2 separate regions of the Homo sapiens genome follow, and region 2 is linked to region 1. Evidence: read pairs that join two places in POLR2A ChIA-PET (ENCODE). Cell type or tissue: OCI-LY7. All regions are shown on one strand. Region 1 overlaps BIRC6 (baculoviral IAP repeat containing 6). Region 2 overlaps SPAST (spastin).

Region 1 (2,500 bases):
TACAACTATCTTAACTTCATTCTGACATTTAGCCACACCAATACACTAAAAGATATTTATCCAAACACAGATTACTGTATATTTGTTACAAACATTTATATTTCCATCTACATCTGCCTATCCTCTATGTATAAACATTTAGTGAACATTTTTTAAAGTAATCACGAGGAGTGTGGCAATATTGACCAAGCAGCCAAGAGACTCAAAGGAATTAGCATTTGCTGAGCATCCCCTATTTTACATTTGTCATGCACTGTTAGGCACTTTTAACATGTTTGACCACTTAGTCTTCCCCACCATCCTATTAAACATTAATCTTAATTTACAGATGAGGAAGCTGAGGTTCAGGAGGTTTAAGTAGTGAGTTCATAAAAGAACTAAAATTCAAAATTCAGGACTACCTAACATAAAGCGCATGCTCTCTCCACATAATCTCAAAAAAGCTTATAAAAAAGACAAACGGTATAAAATGTACTACACTGGGGAGGGGCATTATTTCAGGAAGTAAGAGAAATCATCACCCCCAGTAATTAAGTAAGAGAACACCTTAACAATATCTTACTCTCACAAAAAAGCAAAATCTAGATGGGTTCTGTAGGATGGTGGAAAGTGGTAAATCACAAAAAAACCTTAGGAAGTTCAAAGTTCAGTTTAAGTCCAAAAACTGAATATAAAAAAAGCTTTAAGTAAAAAAGAAAAAAAAAGCAAGGTTTTCTTGTTTTTGTTTGTTTGTTTGAGACAGAGTCTTGCTCTGTTGCCCAGGCTGGCACAATCACAACTCACTGAAGCCTCAACCTCCCAGGTTCAAGCAATCCTCCCACCTCAGCCTCCCGAGTATCTGGGACTACAGGTGTGCACCACCATGCCCAGCAAATTTTTTTATTTTTTTCTAGAGACAAGGTCTCACTATGTTGCCTAGGCTGGTCTCCAACTACTGGGCTCAAGCGATCCTCCTGCCTCAGCCTCCCAAGGTGCTGGGACCCCAGGCATGAGCCACAGCACCAGGCCAAAAGCAAGGTATTTACAGGGAATTAAAGTAGATAAGACAAACATTTTTGGGGCACTTGTCTGGTAAGTACACTGCTGCAAACACTTTACATGCATAATCACTTAATTCTCACAATTAGTACAATTATCCTCATTTTGCAAATAAGGAAACTGGAACAGAAATATTAAATAATTTAGTCAAGGTGTTTAAAAATTTAGACAGGTGTTTAAAAATTAAAATAATTCTGTGTAATGGGATGAATTTAAAAAAAAAAAAATTTTTAAGACACTGGGATCTTAACCCAAGCTATCTGTGTCCAGAACCAAGCTCCTTTCTAACTATTATGCTAAATTTCATGAACAAACAATAGCTAGGGTGAAGGACATATCTAGTAATATGAACAGTATGGTCAAGTGGTGTGTAGCTTTTTTATTTTTAAAACCCAAAGTCAGGCTGGGTGAGGTGGCTCATGCCTGCAATCCCAGCACTTTGGGAGGCCGAGGCAGGCAGATCATGAGGTCAAGAGATCGAGACCATCCTGGCTAACATGGTAAAACCCCATCTCTACTAAAAATACAAAAAAAAATTAGCCGGGTCTGGTGGGGGGCACCTGTAGTCCCAGCTAGTTGGGAGGCTGAGGGAGGAAAATGGTGTGAACCTGGTAGGCGGAGCTTGCAGTGAGCCGAGATCACACCACTGCACTCCAGCCTGGGCGACAGAGCGAGACTCTGTCTCAAAAAAAAAAAAAAACAAAGTCAGCAAATAAACATATAAAAAGAGACAAATAAGCATATGAAAAGATGCTCAACATCATGTCATTAGGAAATTACAATTTTAAAAAAGGAGATACCACTACACAACTACTAAAACGGCCAAAATATAAAACCCCCAAATGCTGGTGAGGAAGTAGAACATTCATTGCTGATGAGAATACAAAATGGTACACAGCCACTAAGAGTCTGTCAGTTTCTTACAAAAGTAAACATACTCTCACATGCAACCCAGCAATTGAGCTCCTTAGTATTTACCCAAATGATTTGAAAACTTATGTCTACACAAAAACCTGCACACAAATGTTTACAGCAGGTTTATTCATAATTGCCAAAACATGGAAGCCAGCAAGATGTCCTCCGGTATGTGAATGGATAAACTGTGCTACATCCAGACAATGGAATATTATTTAGCGCTAAAAAGGAATGAGCTATCAAGCCATGAAAAGACAAGGAAGAACTGTAAATGCATATAGATAAAGAAGGCAACCTGAAAAGTCTACAAACGGTATAAATACAACTATGACATTCTGAATAAGGCAAAACTATGAAGACAGTAAAAAGATCAGTGGTTGCCAGCAGGGAGAGGGGAGGGAACAGTTGGGGGGAAAAGGAAGGGAAGGATGAATAGGCAGAGCAGGGGATCTTTAGGGTAGTGAAACTATTCTTTATGATAGTACAATGGTGGATACATGTCACTATACATTGTCCAAACCCACAGCCTGTACAACACCAAGAGTAA
Region 2 (2,500 bases), 280 kb after region 1:
AGGTCGCACCACTGAGAGAGACCCTGTCTCAAAAAAAAAAAAAAAAAAAAAAAGAGAGAGAACTAGAAAAAAAGTTTTAAAAACATCTGTTTGAAGGGATTAGTGAGTTTCCAAAACAATGAAAATTACCAAAATTTAGAAAGGAGGGACCATATCAAGCCCATTAGGATGGTTATTATTTTAAAAATTATCGAAATATAAAAAGGAGAGAAGCCAGCAGAGATGAGCCCAGCATTTGGAGCACTTTTCTTTCCTTTTTTTTTTTTTTTTTTTTTTTGACAGTGTCTCACTCTGTCGCCCAGGCTGGAGTGAAATGGTATGATCTCGGCTTACTGCAACCTCTGCCTCTCGGGTTCAAGCAATTTTCCTGCCTCAGCCTCCTGAGTAGCTGGGACTACAGGCACACGCTACCACGCCCAGCTAAGTTTTGTATTTTTAGTAGAGACGGGGTTTCACCATGTTGGCCAGGATGGTCTCGATCTCCTGACCTCGTCTACTTGAAGTGACTGTGAACTCTGAAAGTGGTGGAGAAAATAAGCAAAGCTTTCAGTGGACTCATGCAACTAAACAGACAAAAAATGAATTTCAGAGCATGCCCAGGAGAAGCTGTGGCAAAAGATTTTGGCTGGGACCCTGAATGAATGAACAGTTAAGAACTGAGCCACAGCCAGGCGTGGTGGCTCATGCCTATAATTCCAGCACTTTGGGAGGCTGAGGCAGGTGAATCACGAGGTCAGGAGATCAAGACCATTCTGGCTAATACAGTGAAGCCCCATCTCTACTGAAAACACACACAAAAAAACGCCAGGTGAGGTGGCTCACGCCTGTAATCCCAGCACTTTGGGAGGCTGAGGCGGGTGGATCATGAGATCAGGAGTTCGAGACCAGCCTGGCCAAGATGGTGAAACCCCATCTCTACTAAAAACAGAAAAATTAGCTAGGCGTGGTGGCGCACGCCTGTTGCCTCAGCTATTTGGGAGGCTGAGGCAGGAGAATCACTTGAACCCAGGAGGCGGAGGCTGCGGTGAGCCAAGATCGTGCCATTGCACTCCAGGCTGGGTGACAAGAGCGAAACTCTGTCTTGAAAAAAAAAAAAATTAGCCAGATGTGGTGGCACGTGCCTGTAGTCCTAGCTACTCTGGAGGCTGAGGCAGGAGAATCACTTGAAGCCAGGAGGCGGAGGTTGCAGCGAGCTGAGATCGTGCCATGGCACTGCAGCTTGGGCAACAGAGTGAGACTCCATCTCAAAAAAAAAAAAAAAAAAAAAAAAAAAAAGAACTGAGCCAGACCATACAAGAACTGAAACCCATATTCAAATTATTTCAATCCCTTAATGTAGGGGTTGGCAAACTACAGCCCATAACTTACACTGATTATCCTTTAGATACATTTATAGCAGAAAATCCAATCTTCCAATGGTCTCCAGTGCACAAAAGGCCTCCAAAATCCTTTAACATTAGCTCCCAACAGTCCCTAGTTTCTCATAGACATTTCTCTTTTAACTCTATGACCCCATATAACACTCAAATTCAACCAACCAGACTACATCAAATCAAGAAAGAATTTGGGTGGCAGAAACTTACAACCACTTGTAGTTTAAATTATTAGCCAATAGTGTAACTACATTATCTAATGCATGCCTTAGCAAACTATGGACTAAGATTAAATCTAGTAAGCTGCCTATTTTTGTACATAAAGTTTTACTGGGTCAATCTTACCATGTGACAGGGTTGAGTAGTTATGCTGCAGAGCTTAAAATGTTTACAAAATTGATAAACATAAAAACAACCCAATTAAAAAATGGGAAAAGAACATTAATAGACATTTTTCCAAAGAAGATACACAAATGGTACATAAGTACATGACAAAATGCTGAGCATCATAAGTCATTAGAAAAATACATGCAAATCAAAATCACAACGAGATACCACTTCATACCCTTTAGGATGACTATTATTTTAAAAAATGAAAAATAACAAATGTGGAGAAACTGGAACCCTTGTACACTGCTGGTGGGAATGCAAAATGGTGCAGCCCCTATGGAAAACAGGTTGGCAGTTCAAAAATTTAAACAGAAAGTTACCATATAATTCAGTAATTCTACTCCTAGGTATATATCCAAAAGTATTGAAAGCCGGGACTTAAACAGATATTTAGACCAATGTTCATAGCCACATTATTCACAATAGATGGAAACAATCCAAATATCCATTAATAAAAAACGTGGGCTGCACACAGTGGCTCATGCCGAGGCAAAAGTGGACTGACTGAGCCCAGGAGTTAGAGATGGTGAACCACATGGTGAAACCCTATCTCTACAAAAAGTACAAAAATTAGCCAGGCATGATGGTGCACACCTGTGGTCCCAGCTACTTGGGAGGCTGAGGTGGTAGGACTGCTTGAGTCCAGGAAGAGGAGGCTGCAGTGAGTTGATTGTGCTACTGCACTCTAGCCTGGGTGACAGAGCAAGACCCAATGTCAGAAAAAAAAAAAGCAGGGG

Evidence for each region. Peaks named below come from ENCODE experiments on the same cell type or tissue, not always from the same donor. Only the 100,000 strongest peaks of a DNase experiment are listed, where the experiment ranks them.
Region 2: POLR2A ChIA-PET joins it to region 1 with 5 read pairs; 2 of 35 experiments call an interaction of 5 or more read pairs at or near these places.

The regions. Positions count from the first base shown.
Region 1 is chr2:32,361,557-32,364,056 of GRCh38, reverse strand. The region is part of intron 1 of BIRC6 (baculoviral IAP repeat containing 6); the gene reads right to left. Among named protein-coding and RNA genes, the nearest start is that of BIRC6, 5.8 kb to the right of the region's middle. In OCI-LY7, no CTCF peak of the experiment used is centred here; no DNase peak of the experiment used is centred here.
Region 2 is chr2:32,079,559-32,082,058 of GRCh38, reverse strand. All of the region lies in intron 1 of SPAST (spastin), which reads right to left. Among named protein-coding and RNA genes, the nearest start is that of SPAST, 17 kb to the right of the region's middle. In OCI-LY7, no CTCF peak of the experiment used is centred here; a DNase peak (open chromatin) is centred at 1,288; H3K4me3 peaks cover 1,140 bases; H3K27ac peaks cover 1,212 bases.